Regions from separate parts of the Homo sapiens genome. Here region 1 is linked to region 2. Evidence: read pairs that join two places in POLR2A ChIA-PET (ENCODE). Cell type or tissue: IMR-90. All regions are shown on one strand. Each heading gives the region's core, and the rest is flanking DNA. Links, peaks and the distances in the headings are about the cores only.

The links. Peaks named below come from ENCODE experiments on the same cell type or tissue, not always from the same donor. Only the 100,000 strongest peaks of a DNase experiment are listed, where the experiment ranks them.
Region 1: POLR2A ChIA-PET joins it to region 2 with 12 read pairs; 3 of 35 experiments call an interaction of 5 or more read pairs at or near these places.

The regions. Positions count from the first base shown.
Region 1 is chr1:214,931,212-214,941,175 of GRCh38, forward strand. No RefSeq gene overlaps it. Among named protein-coding and RNA genes, the nearest start is that of KCNK2, 150 kb to the right of the region's middle. In IMR-90, for the core only: no CTCF peak of the experiment used is centred there; no DNase peak of the experiment used is centred there.
Region 2 is chr1:215,052,605-215,062,568 of GRCh38, forward strand. It overlaps a transcript of KCNK2 not described here. Among named protein-coding and RNA genes, the nearest start is that of KCNK2, 25 kb to the right of the region's middle. RefSeq lists an enhancer at 2,753-3,471. In IMR-90, for the core only: no CTCF peak of the experiment used is centred there; a DNase peak (open chromatin) is centred at 4,177.

The DNA.
Region 1 (9,964 bases), core at 1,847-6,846, 120 kb before region 2:
GCATGGAATGTTCTTCCATTTGTTTGTATCCTCTTTTATTTCATTGAGCAGTGGTTTGTAGTTCTCCTTGAAGAGCTCCTTCACGTCCCTTGTAAGTTGGATTCCTAGGTATTTTATTCTCTTTGAAGCAATTGTGAAGCATTCCCTTTGAAAACTGGCATGAGACAGGGATGCCCTCTCTCACCACTCCTATTCAACATAGTGTTGGAAGTTCTGGCCAGGGCAATTAGGCAGGAGAAGGTAATAAAGGGTATTCAATTAGGAAAAGAGGAAGTCAAATTGTCCGTGTTTGCAGATGACATGATTGTATATCTAGGCGTGCTAGATTTCTATGTGCAGCCCTAGCAGGTCTGGTAAATGGGATGACTGGACATTGGCACTGCTTTTGTGATACTCATTGACTTAGGGTACAAATTTCTTCATAAGACATTACTGTATTAACTTCTCATCATCTGTCCACCTCCAGCCCACTAAAATCATGATAAATGAAATAGTAAGTATAAATGAATTCTACCCATTTGTAAATTTCATTTTAAAAATTTTGAATATCGATAAAAAAGTCTGCTATTTCCTTGATCTCTTTTCCAACAGGATTAGAAAGTGGTTAAGGAAGATTTAAGATTGAAATATTAAATCTTGTTTTTTCAGCTTCTAGTGCCTTTCTGTCTACCTTGCTATATTATTAAAATCCAGTCCACCTTATCTCTATCATGTAATTAGGTTTTGTTGGATCAAAGTAGTGGTAACAACAACAACAACAATTTGAACACCATTTTCCAAGTACTTGTTACTAGCACTTCAAAATGTTATCTTATTTAATTCTCATAACTACCCTCAGAAGAACCTGTTACTATCTGTGTTTCGTAAGTGAGTAAACTGAAACTCAGAGAGGGCAAGGAACTTGTCCATGGATACATAGCAAATAGATGGTCAGTCTTTGAATTAAACCCAAATCTGTCTGACTCCAAATCCAAAGCTCTAAAAAAACATGATCGCTTTTCCACTCTGTAGTAAAAGCATTACCCAGATCTGCCATCTCCCTCAAATCTCTATGTCTCTTGTCCTCAATATTTTGCGAAGCCTACTTCATATAATGAAGCTTATGTTTTATTTTTTCTTTAAATATTTGAGTCATTGCCTATGTAGTTACTGATCAAATTTTTTTTTTCCATAGGAACTTTATATCTTAATACTTCAGTCATACAACAGAACTATCATCAGCAATAAATTTATTTATGAGTTCACTTACAAAAAAATTTCTCAAAGCATTAAGATGTACTTTTTTATATACTTTAAATTCTGGGATACATGTGCAGAACATGCAGGTTTGTTACATAGGCATACACGTGCCATGGTGGTTTGCTGCAGCCATCAACCCGTCATCTACATTGGGTATTTCTTCTAATGCTATCCCTCCCCTAGCCCCGCACCCCCAAAAGGCCCCTAATAGGATTGGTTTATCTGGTTTCTCTGCTCGCTATACTTTTGAAGCAGCAGACTAGATGTGAAAGCACATTGAGGAAGGCTGGAAGTGGTAGATGACAACTCTTTTATCCTACTCAAAATAAAAGTTTATTTCAGTTTTTATATTTTCTCGACAAGTGAGGAAGGTAACAGAAAAAAATAACAGAAGCTGACACAAAAATGTAAATTAGGCAAATAAGTAAATAGTTCTGTCAATCTCAGGGGACCCTAGGGTGTGATTATATTGTAGTACATTATAGTGTCTGCTGTTTATATTGATGATTTTGAGCCATTATGTTCCGTATATATGCTCTCTTTAAAATGGTATGCTTTGGTTATAAATTAGATTGAATAGTAAACATTTTTGTGATTGAGAGAATAAACCAAAAGTTAGAAATCCATTATTTGGAAAGACCTAGTCTCCAATGGATTCCTGCTTTGCTCTGGTAGGGATCAAACCCCATGAATATCAGAATCTACCACTTAATTTACTTCCAAAGTATTTTGGAGTAGTTAATGGATATAATGTCAGTTTTCTCTCTTTAGTTGGTTTGACTGCATGTTCCTCTCTTCTCTAGAGTGGGAGTGTATGGGATTTGGAGTAGTTCAGGTAAATATGAATCCCAGCACTGTGGCCTTGGGCAGAATTTTCACCTCCCTTTACTAGAGTGTGGTAGCTACATACATATATATATATATGTATGTGTGTTTACATATATATGTATGTATGTGTGTACATACACATATACACAGACCTATATTTGCTAAACATGTTTTTCCCACTTAGTGTGGTAACTGAACTCTTCTTTTCTGTAGGAAACTCTTCATGTGACTTTGTTGAGACTGCAATACCCTCTCACTGCGTGGGTGGCACGTGACTCGTGGCACGTGACTCAGGCCTTGTCAGGGTACCCCATTCAAGTGATTGGTCCAGGTATGAGTATATGATCCAAGTCAAACCAATCCTCAAGACTTTTCTCTAGAATTACCAGGAATAAGGCACCCTTTCACCCCACTGGGATTTCCAGCTGTAAGAATGATGTTAGCATGGAACTTTAGTGGTCATTTTTTTTACACACAGAGAGAGCCTATCTGAGAATAACACCAAAACATGGGAAAGAGAGCTGATAAATGAAGCCATAGAAATATGATGATAATCTTGAATTTGTGGACTCAGCCAGAACTGAAGACCCTGTAGACTTCCCAGGTATATGAACCAACTAAATTAAGTTGGATTTTTGGGACTTGCACCCCCAAAACTCCTTATTTGTATATTCCCTAAGCTTCGGTTTTCTAATTCATAAAATGAAGATGGGTTAATTATGCCATCGAGTAAGATTTTGATAAAACTAAGTTGTATATGTAAACTACACAGTCCACAATAAATGAACTTTGAATTCAACAGCAAACAAGCTCTCAGATTTTCTCCATAACAGACCCTCTCACTTCGGCTCCTCTCCCTGGCTCCCAGCTGATAGCTATGATTCTTGCTTTTCCTGGATGGCTCACTTCACTGTGGGCTGCTTTTCCCTAGCAGAGTTGGTCAGGGAGCCTCCTCCTGCTCTTGGCAGGCACACGTTCTTAAGAAGAAATGGTCTCTGTCCTGCCGTGCACTGAAATTGTGAAAGATCTCACCTAGGGAAGACAGCAATTCTCTCAAGAATTCCTAAGAAGACCACGTTTAAAGCACCGATGAGCTGATTTTGGTCCTGGTTCAGGAACATCTGGAGGAGCAGCTGTGGATGACAAGAACGTGTTTATCTCTTTTGAAAAGAAAAAGTGGTGGACAGGCAAGGTCCTTAGGTAGTGCTGCCCGGCAGAATAGAGGTCTGTTCCCATCATCCAAATTTGGGGTGGAAAATAATTGAGTAAAAACACAGCTTGTTTTTAAATCAAATAGCCTAAAGCTTAATGAATTGGGAAGGTAGAAAAAGAGAACTGAAATTATTCAAGCCATTTGCCTTTGTGCCTCCCATCCACTGCTAATATTGTAATAGTAAGGATCTATAAAGTCTATCAGCATTGATCTCAACATTTTCTCCACTGGCAAAACCTAAGCTTCTTCCTTATTTTAGCAAGATTAATTCCTTTGGGGTTGTATTTGGGAGATGGTATTATTGATGACTTGAAAAAGTCCCCAGAATTTACTATACCCCTTACAAGTAGGTTTTTTTTTTTTCTTTCTTTTGGCAAGATTGAAAAGACTGGACAATGACTTTTTCACAAATGAATTCAGTAGCTTGGGCTTCAACCTTATAAATTTATGATCATGGCTTTTAAAAGAATTTTTTTTAAAGTGCCTGTCCTTGTATTTCCCAAAACTAGTAAAAATAAAAGTTAAGTATTTATGATACTTGGAAAAAAAAGGAGACAAGTTGCAATTTTATAGTCTAAACTCTGACTGTAATAGCCATGCATTTTTACTCTTGCAGTCAAGTCACCAAGGGCTTTTTTTCCTTCATCATAAACAGATGAAGCTTCAAGAAAATCAAGAGGAATTGGAATCTGGTAATAAATGAACTGTAGCCATGTTACATTAATTATTGTTACTCATTTTCTAATATTCCTTTGTGGGGAGACTTTACAAAAAATCAATTCTAGACTACTTATCAATGGTAGTGGAAAGGAGAAATTCAGTCTATTTTTAAGAGGGAGAAAAATCCTTGCAAAACATACGGGTTTAGCTTTATAGGAAACAGTTTCTAGACAAACATAGATGAATGATTTAACAGCAGCAGGGCATCCATTTATGTAAATACTGAACTGTGGGACTCAAAAAAAACAAACTCAAAGAAAAACATTATTAATCAGCTTGAGTTTTTCCCCCCCATCAACTTTCTGAAAGAACAAACAGAACAACATTAAGGAACACTTTCAACAAGAACAGCAAGCAAGACACAGTTTAGTGTTGCCCTGGATAAAACTTTCCAGAGTTTCAGGAACCTTCTCTTAGCTATTCTTCATTTTCATGCATAATCTATGTGAAAATAGTCAAATACCAAAATGCTCTAATGTCCTAATTGTTTTCCCATTAGAATACTTCCTGTTTAACTTCCTGTTGACCCAACAATTATGCTGCGCCCCTTTATTAAATAAAAGTAGGTTTTAAAAATATACCTGATTTAGAGTATAGTTTACACACAAATATTTAAAGTTTCTTTTTTTTGTAGAAAGATAACATAAAGAGTCTTAGCTAAAGATGTTATGTTAACTAAATATACAAAGTGAAGTGCAGATTTAAGATGCTTTTCTGAATAACCTAGGCCTGAAAAACTTTCACCTAAAATAGGCAGGACATTGGAAGAGAATAGCTTTTGTTCCTTGATTTATCACTGTATTTTTCTTCACCTAATGCAGTGTAAGTCCAAATCTGTGTAAAAGTAGCTACCCTGAGAGTCACATGACACTCTGGCACCCATTGGAAAATGTTCAGCACATCACACCTTACCATGCAGAGGGGAGGATCACATGGCTGAATCTCTCTTCAGCCAATCATTTTTGTACTCTTTTTCTTTAGATAGTTTTCATACATGAATCGAAATTCATGGCAGAGTTGAGATGAGGCACGGAATGAAAACAAAACTGTCTACATTCTCCTAAATAATATTATTGACTATGCGGTTAATGTACTTAGATTATTAGGTGACCAATGTTAATTTGTATCTCTATTTGAATGTCTCTTACATGTCTTTGATAGTGTTAAATGTTGTATTTAACTGTAGTTTTCAATGCCAAAGATGCCTTTTGCTGTATTCTTATAAATAACTAGGTATAAGTGCATTTTAAAAGTTCAGTAAACTGTAATAGGTAATTTCTCAAACACGCTTAATGTGCACTTATAAAAATGTGACCGATATTGATGAAAATTTCAATACAAATAGTTACATTAAAAATAGCTTCTTAATGAGACTATCACTTTTAGTGTTTAGTAAACTTTCTACATTAGAGATTCATATGACTTAACATTGCTAACAACAGATAATCTTAAGTGTGTGAGTATACCTGTGTGTGTTGTAGACCCCTTTAGAAAAACTAAGCATTCTAATTGGCTTAGTTTATATTACTTTTATGATTACCTTTACATTGACTCTTCACAACATTTAATAAACAATCATTTATCTGCCATTAGTAATCCTAGTTATAGGCATTTTTAGCTATTTGAGAATTTGTTATTAATGGGGTTTTGTAAACTATTACAGAGGAATTCTTTGGAGAATGAGATTACTTTTCTGTTTTTTTTTCTTGTATGACGAAAAATAATTAGCAACTTTTCACAGTCAAATAGCTAGCTTTTTAAAAGCGTTTAAGTCATTACAGTTTGTGCACAGCTTAAAATACCATCTAAACAACATTATAATTAACAGTGGAACATTTTAAAAAATCACTCTATTTACTTGCAATCTTCTCTTTCAACAAGCTTTTTATTTTTCTGAACTTTCTTCTAATCCTGTCTATATTTTTATAACGTTTTAAGCAGTTTGAATTATAAAACATGAATTTGTAAGGTATATAAATATATATACCTGTTATACATAATATATATGTATACACATATGCATTGTATTTTTGAATAATTTTTTATGTTATTTATTTATTTATTTATTTTTGAGACAGAGTGTGACAGCCCATGTTGGTGTGCAGTGGCGCAATCTCAGCTCACTGCAACCTCTGCCTCCTTGGTTCAAGCCATTCTCCTACCTCAGCCTTCCCAGTAGCTGGGATTATAGGCGCGTGCCACCAAGCCCGGCTAATTTTTGTATTTTTAGTAGAGGTGGGTTTCACCATGTTGGCCAGGCTGGTCTTGGGTCTCGAATTCCTGACCTAATGATCCTCCCACCTTGGCCTCCCAATTTTTTATTATTTTTGTAGAGATGGGTTTTCCTGTGTTGCCCAGGCTGGTCCCAAACTCCTGAGCTCAAGTGATCCTCCCACTTCGGCCTCCCAAAGTGCTGGGATTATAGGTGTGAGCCCCCACACCCGGCCTATGTTATATTGAAAGTACACTCCTATTGTTCTTACTGCGGGTTGTTGGGTTTTCAGCTTTGGTTTTTTGCAGTGCTTTAGTCTGTGCTTTTTGGATATCTACATTTATACATGAAAAATAAATGTGGGTTTTGGGACATTAACATTTTTGTTTTAAACTAGAAAACATCTGAAAACAAAATAGCCCTTTTTGTTACTTCACCTTAAATTCTACATTTTCTGATCATAAGGATGAAATGTGGTTTGACAAACAGAAAGTTGGATGAAAACAAGTATTGTGATTTTTTGTTCTTATGAACTTCTGCTAGTAACTGAATGTAGCCCTGAACATGAACTTATATCTATACTATTCCTATCCTGGCTGTTCTGGTGCACACTGAAGAATTTAATCATGTCAGTTGTCTGTTTCTTGAGTTTTCATTTGCAGGAAATCAAAGGAGAGAACATTAAACAGAGACATGCTCTAATCCTGACGTTAATTAGCTGTGGAGCCCAAACATGCAATTAATTAGTAGCTCGTTTTTGCCTCTACTAATAATTTTCTGCATGTTCATTATGCATTAAGCACTGTGCCAACTACTTTACCTATGTTTTCTCCTTTAATTCTCCTAGTGAGCCTTCAGTGTAAGTCCCATTTTGCAGATAAAGAAAAAAATTTCCTAGAGATCAAGCCCTTGCCCAAAGGCACCTAACTTTACAAAGCTCTGCAGTAGAACCATGGTTTGAGTCCAGGCATTCTGACTCCATAGCAGATACATGTAACCGCTAAACTGCCTTTTACTCAAGAATAAAAAGTTTGATAAACTCTCAACTGTTGGCAGGCACAGTGGCTCATGCCTGTAATCCCAGCACTTTGGGAGGCCAAGGCAGGTGGATCACCTGAGGTCAGGAGTTTGAGACCATCCTGGCCAATATGGTGAAACCTGGTCTCTACTAAAAATACAAAAATTAGCCAGGCATGGTGGTGCATGCCTGTAGTCCCAGCTGCTCAGGAGGCTGAATCAGGATAATTGCTTGAACCCGGGAGGCAGATGTTGTAGTGAGCTGAGATTGCACCACTGCACTCCAGCCTGGGTGACAGAGAGAGACTCCATCCCAAAACAAAAACAAACAAACAAACAAAAAACAATGAAAATATTGAAAGGATCTTATTTCTGTCATTGTCCAGAGATTTAAATTTCAACATCAGGACCATTAGTCTGGTAAATGTATTCCTGAGCCTATGATAGAGGTGTCTCATTTCTTTTGACATTATGGTTTTGTGCATACAGTATATTGCATGACTCTGCATAAAACATACTGATATATCTTGTATATCAGGCCTATGATATGGTCCTTCACCATCTGCTTAAGAGATTAGATTTCTTTCTTGCAGGACCCTGGGTATATTTGGAGGAAACTGAATTCAAATATTGCTCAGTTTTCTCTGTGTAGATGACTCAAAGATTTATGAAACAAAAGAGAAGATAACACAGATGCTGCTCATGTTATGTTATTACCACAGCACTATGGCTAAGTACTTAGCATTTGCTACAAATGATGGAGCTGGCTCAATATAGTGGAGGTCTCAGGGCCTGTGTTATATGGCATGTCCAGCACCAGGAGTGACAGCAAGGTACATGTAGACCATTCCTCCCAGGGTGAGCTGATAATAGTTAAATCATTATTTGCAGCTAATCTAGAGTCTACAGCCATCTAAGGAAACATTATCTGAGTCTCTCATGGCATCAGTGAAAAACAAAGCAATAATTTATCTCTGACTACTGAGAAGGTGGAAATGCAATATAACAATAACTAGTCCTACATAGGACATAGTTACATATTACAAAAGAGTTTACTCTCCATGAATAAGGTTACTTTCTTTCTCTTTCTTTCTCTCTCTACTTCCTTCCTTCCTTCCTTCTTTCTTTCTGTTTCTTTCTTCTTCTTTTTTTTTTTTTTTTGACAGAGTCTCACTCTGTCGCCCAGGCTGGAGTGCAGTGGCACAGTCTCAGCTCACTGCAATCTCTGGCTCCCAGGTTCAAGCGATTCTGCAGCCTCGGCCTCCTAAGTAGCTGGGATTACAGGCACTTGCCACCACACCCAGCTAATTTTTGTATTTTTTAGTAGAAATGGGGTTTCGCCATCTTGGCCAGGCTGGCCTCGAACTCCTGACCTCAGGTGATCCGCCCGCCTTGGCCTCCTAGAGTGTTGGGAATACAGGCATGAGCCACCACACCGAGCCAGATAAAGTTCTTTTTAACTAAGGACTAAAATTGGCAAAATGTGTTAGTATTGCCTGGGCAAATTGTGCTTCATATTTTTTTATCTATATTGTGCTCCTTTGAGATGTTGTGCTAGTAAGTTTGTCTTTTGTGGCTGAAAGACAGGTGTCATCCAATTATATCAAAGCTAATGAACTCCCTGGAGACAACAAAATCAATTGGAAAAGCTTTCAAAATTATGGACCAATTGTCTTTCTCAAAGTGGAAGTTTTTCAAAAAATAACTAATGAAGAGGTGTTCGCTGGCTAGAAATGGAATAAATTTAACTAGAAATAACAATATAAATTTCGTAAAATATCCTCACGATATGCTGCATTTAGGTATTATTAATTTCCATTGTGATTAATCTCTCTGCTTGGTTCCGTTTACACGACTTAAAAATGTGTCTACCTGAGGGATCATGATAATTATCCCAGAACCATCTGCCCTTTTGTGTCTTCAGCGTCAGACAATGGCATGCCTTAGCATTTTAAGTTATTTAATTTCTAATTAATGAGAAAATTTGAAAACCAACATAGATTGTATAGTACATTTTATAATTCAAATAACAGTATACATAATTATGGAACAAAGTTTTCAATGTCTCAAGAATGTGAACACCCAGGGCAAAAGAAAATCAAATAAAAACATTAACCTCTTGTGGAGAGACCTCGCTAAGAAACAATCTAAGAGTTTATTATGTGATTCATGGAAGATTTACTGTGAATTGTCAATTTGACTTAGTATGTACAGGGAACATGGCACTGGGTTACAAAGGAGGGGGTTAGGAGGCACTCGACATTAAGATTATAAGAAATACTATAGGCCAGGTGTGGTAACTCACGCCTGTAATCCCAGCACTTCGGGAGGCTGAGGCAGGCAGATCACGAGGTCAGGAGTTCGAGACCAGGCTGGCCAACATGGTCAAACCCCATCTCTACTAAAAATACAAAAGTTAGCTGGGCTGGGTGTGGTGGCACTTGCCTGTAGTCTCAGCTACTTGGGAGGCTGAGGCAGAAAAATCACTTGAACCCGGGAGGCAGAGGTTGCAGTGAGCCGAGATTGTGCCACTGTACTCCAGCCTGGGTGACAGAGCGAGACTCCATCTCAAAAAAAAAAAAAATTGTGCTTGCTCACAAGTAGCTTATCATTTTAGGTCAGCAATTGAAATATTGGCAAAACACAATGAAACATTGTTTCACATATAAAGCTGAAATCACAAACTATTAAATGTGGCATTTGCTTCACAATAGAGTTGCATTAACTTGTGAACA
Region 2 (9,964 bases), core at 1,598-6,597:
CAGAGGCCAGAGATGCTGCTAAATATCCTGAAATGAACAGGACAGCCCTCTACAACAGGAATTGTTAGCCCCCTAAAATGTCAGCAGTGCCAAGGTTGAGAAACCTTGGATTAGAAGTCATGGGAAAGGATTGTAGATTCCTAGGTTTGGGACATCAGCAATGAGAGAATAGTATTTATTAGTCATTTATTTTTGTGATGAGGAAGAATGGAGGAGGAACAGTTTTGCATCATGACTATTGGGTAGAATTAAGTAGCATATGATAGATGAGCATAATTGTGGATATTTCTCTTGAGTTTTTGCCAGAGTACCAGATTCCTCTTTTTTTCTTTTCTATAAACAGTAGTTATGTCAAAGTTGGATGGTTGGATGCAGGAGATGAGCAATAAGTTACTCATTTTCTCCAAAGTCAGAGGATGCAAACTTCTCATGTTCTCACCTGCAGGTTTTTTTGGTTTCTTTTCTTTTCTTTTTTTAAAAAATAAATTTAATTTAATTTTAAGTTCCAGGATATATGTGCAGGACGTGCAGGTTAGTTCAGCCATTTAACGATGAGTCCGTGGCTTCCATTTGTAAAATGCAGGCAAGGTGAACAAGTCCATGGAAAGACATGAAAACCAAACTCTCAGAAGGGAATGCTACATGTCTTTCTTATCCCAGGAAATTCTGCTGGGATAAGAGTGACAGTGACTGATGCATCTTCCCTAGGTATTCTGGGTGGTGGGCAGGGAGATAGCAGAAATCAATCAGTCAACTGACAAATGTTTGAGGCTCTGGCGTGGGCTAGGACCCGGGTTTAGCCATTGGGAACTTTGTTGACTAAGCAGTAAATGAACAAATGAACAGACAAGTAGGTGATAAGAGATAAAGTGGACAAGGCAAATTAAAACAAATGGTGGAAGATGTTAAATGTACAAGATATTGAATGTTTTTCTGAACAGAGAATTCCTCTGGAAAAGTGATATTTCTATGCTTGAACTCAAATCACAATTGCAACCAGGAAATTCTAGCAAATGAAAAATTGATAAATAAATGAATGCTTCCTCTCTTTTGCATTGTGTTTCTAGCTTACAAAGGTAGAGCAAAAGCCTTAGATAGATATTCTTGAACTCAGTACAATCCCTGGCCGAGGCAGGCAGATCACTTAAGGCCAGGAGTTCGAGACCAGCCTGGCCAACATGGCAAAACCCTGTCTCTACTAAAAATACAAAAGTTAGCCGGGCATAGTGATGCATGCCTGTAATCCCAGCTACTCGGGAGGCTGAGGCAGGAGAACCTCTGGAGGCCGGGAGGCGGAGGTTGCAGTGAGCCAAGACAGCACCCCTGCACTCCGGCCTGGGCGACAGAGCAAGACTCCATCTCAAAAAAACAAAGTACAACCCCTGACTGTTGTGCTTTGAGTGTATTGAGGAGTTTAAAGCTGTGAGTTTTCTCAGTTAATCAAAATCAGTTTTCACCTTAAATAAATGATAGCACAGACAGCATAAGATACAAGTCTGTAATTTTTGAGCTGCAGCTATATTATTCGAGCTGTGCTATTTCTCTAGGTATTAATTCATGATTAAAGAAACCTATGATTGCCGATATTTCCCTTAATGCAGAATTGTCAATGTCATGTTCTTTGGTGGAGAGGAATTTGGTAGGTAGAAGACTGTCAAAGGGAGTTTTGAGTCTTTCTCCACCAAGTCTGAAAGAGTTACTTACACACAGCTCCTTTTAAATGTTAGCTCTGATTGCAGAAACCCCCAGGCCAATTTGGAAAACTGGTGAGAGTTTTTCAAAGGCTGCTTTGTCTTCAGGACCATCCCTGCACCAGGAACACGTAATTCATCACATGAGTATAAAAGGTGCCACATTCTGTTCAGTGTATAGGGAACTTAGCTTCCTCACACATATACCAGATGCATGTTTGAGATTTTCGATTCTCCGGTAGGCTGCACTGCACACCCACCGCTGTTCTACCGAGCTTTGCTGGGGACAGGAAAGCACCAACCGTGAGTTACTGTGCAGAGGGAAAAGTTTGCAAGTTCTGTGTCAAGGTAGCCAGGGTGTATTTTTCTATAAATAACAAGTGATAATGCAAACCATGTAAATCTGTGGAGACAATGAAAATATGACCTGAATGGAGACGTGTTTTGAGTTATAAGGGGGGAATTTTTAGCCTTTTTCCACACAAACCAATCAAGGCTTGCTCAAAAAGACTCTTCTCAGTGCATGTGTACTTTAAATTGTTTTTCATTTTTTCTAATGTATTCTTCCCACAAGGTTTGTTTCTACTTGTCTTTACCAAATACTATGAATGTTCATGTAACCATATCATTAAATCACTAATTTGAACCTTGAGCACACAACTCAAGTGTTAAATCACTAATTTGAATAATGAACATAGAATTAAAATTCTGTGGTAATTGGATCAGATGGATTGCTTATTTAGGCACATTATATGAATATCATAACTTATTATTAAATCTAAAATACATGGAAACTGTGAAAGTTTTGACCTTGAATAACTAGTTTGTGTTATTTTAAAAGTATCTATGGTACTTTGTCTCTTAAAATATACCACCAGTATACCTGGGTACACCTCAAAGAAAGACTTAAGATTTATCACTCTTTGAGTCTGTTCATGGCACCTTTACACGAGTGTCTTTTATGTCCCAATCACTGTTTGCAATTAGAAATTCTCAGTACATGCTCAGAATGTGTTCCCATTTCACAGAGGATATGACACATATCAGTTATTCATGAATACAAAGTAAGCTATGAAAAAGAACTAAAAAAGGAATGTTGCACTGCTCATTGGTTTTAAACAAGATGCAATACAGCATCCCCACAGAACTGCTTCTGTAGCTTCAAGTACATTTACATTCTCAGGAGCTCATGTAGGTAACAAAGGAAAGGAACCTGCTTTTCTAGTTACTGGTTGAAGAGCTTTCATTTTATTATGAGGAAGTAAAATAGGCCCCAGGATGCCCTTTACAGCTTCCTATATTCTTTAAGGTCTCACTTTTCTCCACTTGAATAAAGAGAAAGTTTTCTAGTCTTTCTTCTTTCCATGCTTTCCTCCCACCCTCCATTCATGGCAGTTCAAACGCTTTGCTTCCTGGTTGGATTTCTGTATCTGGTAGGAATGTTTGTTAGGTCTAGCAGAGGAATGCTTGGCACCTGCCATTGACCTTTTGATGTACTTGAGAAATGGCTACAACCAATGAACGTGGAAATTTAAATTCAGTGATTATACATGGCATTGTCCTTGATGGATTCTTCCCTTGTGGCACAGAAAACTCCTGGAGATTTCTCTTTTATGTACAATGGCTTGTGGGCTGCAAATCCTAAAGTCAAAGTTAGGCTTTAAAAATTTAAAGCCTAAGGTCACCTCAAAGATAAATTCATCTGCGTTTCATTTTTAAAAATATGTCAGCTGGGAGTGGTGGCTCATGCCTGTAATCCCAGCACTTTGGGAGGCCAAGGTGAGCAGATCAGCCACTGAAGTCAGGAATTCGAGACCAGCCTGACCAAGATGGAGAAACCCCGTCTCTACTAAAAATACAAAATTAGCCGGGCATGGTGGTGCATGCTTGTAATCCTAGCTACTCAGGAAGCTGAGGCAGGAGAGTCGCTTGAACCCAGGAGAGGGAGGTTACAGTGAGCCGAGATCGCGCCATTGCACTCCAGCCTGGGCAACAAGAGTGAAACTCCATCTCAAAAAAAAAAAAAAAGGAAAGAAATTCATATTACCTGAAGGGGTGGCTTATAATGACACTAAAAATAAAAGAAAACTAGAGGCATAAGATTATCAAGAGTACCTTGTTGTATACATAAACTGGGAGATGGAGGTTGCAGGGAGCCAAGATTGTACCACTATACTCCAGGCAACAGAGTGAGACTCAGTCTCAAAAAAAAAAAAAAAAAAAAAAAGAAGAAGAAGGAGAGAAATGAGTTAATACAATAATGCCATAGTCATGTAAATGTTTTAATGTATAAAAGATTTGTAAAGGATTGTGTCCACTCTTTTTTTTTTTTTTTTTTTTGGTAGTGATGGGGTCTCCTTATGTTGCCCAGACTGGTTTTGCACTCCTGGACTCAAATGATCCTCCTGCCTCAGCCTCCTGAAGTGTTGGGATTACAGGCATGAGCCATCACATCCAGTCATCCACTCTATTTTCGAGGCAGGATGTACATGGGGTAAAAAGTTCAGTCAGGCTGCAGAGACCACAGAACCACATTCAAATCCTGCTTACTATCCCAGAAGCTGAACTGCTTTATAGATAGAATAGGAATATATGAGTAATTATCTAAAATGTTTACTATCATAGAAACTAAACTGCTTTATAGGTAGAATAGGAATAATATGAGTATTTATCTAAAATGTTTATTTAAGAACTACATGTAAATGACTTAACCTCTATCTAGCTAAGAGTGAGTTTGTGTAAGTTTATTACTTTGCCTTTTCATTCTTTTTTAAATGTATACACTGCTACTCCTTTCCTAAACCTGCCCCTAGCCATTTCCTAGCTATATTCATTGTGTTGCCTATTACCCCAAAGTTGGATTAAGCCCATGCTTGGGACAATAGCAAACCAGAGGTACAAGTATTTTTTTTTTTTTTTTGGAGTGAAGTTGAGATATGCATATTTAAGCATAAAAGAGTTATAGGATAATCATATTTTTTTAAAAAAGATGCAAAATGATCTTTTAAGTGCTTATAACCCTGGTTAGGCATACAACAAATGTCCCATAAATGCAGAGGAACTGAACTGGAGGTCAGGGTAGAAGGAGCAGGGCAGAAGGAGTAGAGTCTCTGCAAACAGCATGGCTTTGGGTGTGACAGCTGAGGCAGGACCCACATGGGTGACAGTGAAATATATGGTTTCTGCCTCAATCTGTATCTGTACATTAGGAACAGTGATTTTGTGGAGTGGAAGCTACAGTGACCTGCTTTTATGTTGACTCCACCACTGAAGTTCTTTCTGCTTGAATAGTCTATAGCTTCTATTTTCTGTTTATAATAATAGAAAATTCCATATTAACAATGGCAAGATGGAAGAAACAAAGGTAAGAGAAGAAAGCTTGGGGGCTGCATCAGGGAGAGAAAGGGCAGTGCAGGAAGGAGAAGGGTGCTGTACAGCAGTGGAGGATAGGATGAGAACACTGCCTTCAGAGTCAGACAGACCTGTTTGCACATTTTGGCTTTGCTCCCTGGCCTGGCAACTTTGGGCAAGCTGCTTCATCTCACCAAGCCCAAAGGGGGTTAATCATATCTTCCTTACAGGGAAGCTGCAAGAAATAATTCAGACAATAAATGTGTACCAGTTTAGTGCTCAGTGAATAGTAGTGACAATGAGGGTGATGGTGAGGGGGATGCTGACAATATGATGGTGAGGATGATGAAGGGCAAAAGTGAGAATAATAAAGAGATGGAGAAGCAGCCCCAGGAATAGGGAGTGGGAAAGTAGACTATGAGGAATGAAAAGGGAAAAGGAGAACATGAGAAATTTGTTTTTGAATGCTAGTGGACCTAATTGAAGCTTTGCCTCAAGCTCTCTTCTAGGATACCATCTCTCTGTCCTTCTCACAGCCATGCCCCTTCACTAGATAAATACTTGCAATTCACTGGTTGGCAGAGGTCCTCACTCCTCATGTTTGTGACTTTTTCCCTCTTCCTTTTTTCCTTTTAGGGGATACAGGATTGCACCTTGCACTTCTGTCTTTTAGCAGCAGGAGCTGAGAGTTAATTGAAGACAGAATGCAGGACCATTAGTTATGCAGATTGGAGTTGGATATATGCTTTTTCTCCTCTATATATCTTTTCAGAGAATTCGTGATTCCTCTTTCTCTCACCCATCAATAATTCTAAATCCTGTTACTTTTACTTCCAAAGTATGCGCTAAACTTATCCACTACCTGTTTCTACTACCTCACTACCACAAGGATTTCTATAACGACCTTTGTTTCCATTTTTGCCTCCTTCAATCTTTCTTCAAAGATAAAGTAATCCCCCACTTCCAATTAAACCTTTGCAGTGGCTTCCCATTGTACTATGTTTAAAATCCAAACCCTTTCTCCTTGTTTACAAAGCCCTACATAATCGCCCCCCTGACCTTTCCAATTTCATTCCACTTTTCTCCTTGCAATCTACCCTGGAGCCACAGTGAAGATGTTTTTCTCTATGTTTCTTGAACTTGCCAAGTGTTGTTCTTTTCCCCTTTAGGGCCTTTTGAATGCCTGTTTCTTTTCTTTCTTATCTTCATAGCCAGACTCCTTCTTGTCATCCTGATTTTAGCTTAGAAGTCACTCTCTGAGGGGCTTTAGATGACCTCTCCATGTGAAAGTCACTCAGTCTTTTGAGTCACAGTCCACTATTTTGTTTCTTTACATGAGCTCTTCTCACTTGTTTTTCTGTTGTGTGTGAGTGTATGTATGTATGTGTGTGTGTATGCACATATACATGTGTATATATATATACACACATACATATATATATTCGTGTATATATATACACACACATACATATATATATTCGTGTATATATATACACACACATATATATATATACACACACACATACATATTTATTTCCCCCTGTCCCTAGAATTTTAGCTCCAGGAGAGCAGAGGCCTTGCCCATCTAGTTCACAGAATCTTTCCCTAGTGCCAAGAGATGTGTGCAGCATATAATCTGAACCTAATTATTACTTTAGTGAACGCTGCTGAATTAATGATTTAACCTCTGAACACAGAATCCTTGCCAGTATTTGAAATTTATAGGTAATCAACCCTATATTTAAGCCAATAAGTCTGAAAGCCTTCCGAGTGCTCCCTTAATTTGGTAAGTTAGTAATGAGTAAAATTTGCTAAGTCAATAGTCAGAAAAATAGCATTATATACTATATAGAGAAAAATATTAATAAGATATTTTCTACTTTCAATGTACACACAGTTCTCCCAAGTCAGCTCAAGGTATCCATCGCCTTGGGGTGAAATTGGGATTAGAAATGTTTGGAGACTGTTGAAAGAGAAATGATTTTCTAAAATTCTATAGCTCCCATTTAATGGTTCAAAAGGCCTGGCCCAACTAGATCACAGAATTTTATTTGTGGGCAAAAAGAAGAGGAAGTAAAAGACAAGGCCATGTTATCTGGGCCTAGACAAGGGGAGAAAGATAGAAAAGAAGAACTGGGAGGTAGAAGGTCAGAATCCAGAAATGCATCCTCTTCTCTCCTCTGGTCTGAACCCCAGGACTTCAGATGTGTGTGTTACATAAGCCTGGGGAACACCCATGGCTGACGTTCTGTGGCATCTGTTCCCTTTTAGAGAGGAGACCCTCCAGCAGGGAGGTGCTGAGGCAATGTAGACAGATGGGCATGGGGCTTCCGATGCAGTTGACGGCACATCAGCATGGCCAGGGACATGGAGTGTCCAGGTTGTGACAGAAAGTAAAGGTACTCCCTCCTCTTAGTTGTGATATTTGCTCCCTTCACTTTCCCTGTGGCTCAGGTACTGAGGTGAGAGCCAACAGGCCTGCCCTGGACCTGTAGACCTGGCAGAGATTCAGTCCGCAGTGCCAGCCAGAAAGCGCTGAGAGGAGGCTAAATGAGCAGGCAGAACCTCGGCCGCAACTAAACAGAGAAAAATGAGTCTAGATGTATTGGCCAGAGGAGTCAAGGGGAGATGCTAGCAGTAGGCTCCAGGAGAGACCAGGCTGATACTTCAGAGGCATCAGCTAATGCACAACGAAGGCGTGGCATGACCAGTTGATTCTATCCTCCTGCCACCAAGAGATGAGGTAAATATTTTCTTGTAGCCTAGACACTGTCTTTGAAAGGATCAAAAGAAGAAAAGAGTCTGAAGGCCAGTGCAAATGTTCCCAAAGGACTGAGTAACACCTAGATGCAGGGTATACGTTATTGGCTCAAAAATATACTTTAAAACTTAATTGGATCCGGTTTCCTTTTAAGAAACGTTCATGCCATGTAGGAGGTGAGGGCTTTGAGGAAGATCAGAGTAGCCGTAGAAAAAAATTATGAATCTATATTTATCTACATGCCCGGGAGCAGTGTGTGTTACTTTTGTATCAACTAGTCCACAGTGTTCACTTGAAACTCATTCTTTGTTCTGATGACTTGGGTGTTCATTGAATATAAATTACCTTCTCTATAAAATATGGGACTAATAATATTAGCACAGAATCTGGTTTCTTAGGTACATCATTATAAAAATATGAAAGAATAAATTTAGGAACACAATGAACTATTTAAGCTAAATATTAAGACTATATGATTGTGCAACTAGAAGATTATTTATATATTTTTAAAATTTCTAAGTAAGTTTTCTGATTACAGAAGACATGAATGTTAGGAAAACTTGGATCACACAACTGTATTTTAATAGAAATACATACCTTCAAAAATAGTATTTAACGTGTATATAATATACAACAACATATAGATATTATGATTTTTTGACCATTGCTCTAATGATGAACATAAACTTACTACACCATTTTTCCTATTAGAAATACTTTTGTGTATACATAAAACTTTGCAATTTTATCTAATCAGTCAGGAAATGGTAATATGTTAACTAGCTTATATGAGAATGAAAGTTCAGTATTAATGGATTTGTCATTACCACCAAGTATCAACTTCAAACAATATGGCCTTGGCTTAATTGTCAAAATGTTTTGAAGCATCTGCTTTCAGCTTTCATGTAAAAAAAAAAATCAAGTTTGTCATTCTTTAAATTTTGAAATTAGTTAGAAGTGTGAGTTTACCAGTATTTATATGGTTTATTTCTTTTTCAAATTTAGTTTCAATGTTCCTCTTAAAGGGACTTTGGTTTTTTGGGAGGAATGGGTTCAGAAATAAGACTATCACATGTTTCTGGGTTTAAAAGTTAAAAGAAAAAAAATCTCCAGACAAAGAACAAGTATTTTAATTGCTTTACTGGCATGGGATTTTTGTGATTCAAAAATCATTTATAAAGCTTTAAAAAGAAACTTCTGATAGTCTGTCAAGTATGCAAATTGTCTTGAGAATTGAAAGTTAATCAATTCACTAGCAGCAACTCTTGGGGCCTTCATATAAAAATATTTTAGAGTTAATTTTGTAGTTTGGATAATTCAACAGATTTAAAAGGGAAGTACATTTTTTTTTAAAAAAAATTTCAGAATAAAAGATGATTGTCCTTGTTACTAGTTAGTTTTAATAATAAAGGATAAGACTGAGATTCCATGGCTCAGGATGCTTCTTAGGAGAAAATTATGTAGGAAATTGTCTAAGGGTAGGAGGAATAAAGAAGGAATAATTAGTGGATTTCATTTGTTTTACTTTTAAAAGGAAATCATCCTGGAATTATAGATTGATTAATTAAACACAGCCTCTAAATTCTAAAAATTATTAATAAATTATACAACAGTTTGAAGTAATTTGTAATATAATAATAGATGCTAACAATCTTCAACACAACATTATGATTATAATGGTAACACTCTCCCTTTCTGCTCTAACCAATACATGGCTTTCATTAAACACCAGACAGGTCTCTGACAGAGTTAATTGTCTAAGCCTGTTCAAAAGGCCGAAAATTGCTCTCTGGGAATAAAAAACATTATACTGGAAACCAAAGACAAGATAAGAGTCTGGGCTTTAATTTAAAGAGAGGAGATGAATGCTGGGCAGCAAACAAAGGCAGTCAGTACTGGTTTGAATTTTTTGTTTTACTGTACTACTTTGGATCAGTTTAAACCATTTCAGATATGAAGAAGGCATGTGCTCAGCTCATGAGCTAAACTTGTTGAATCCTATGGCTAGTACCATAGCTAGTCTACAACATCAGATATTTACACACAGGTGGAACACACTGGGAAAATAAATATCGAATCAGACTTCAAAAAAGGGCAACCTCTAAGGGGAAGGTGGGATGAACATGGAAACAAGAACTCTACACCTGATATGATTTAGATA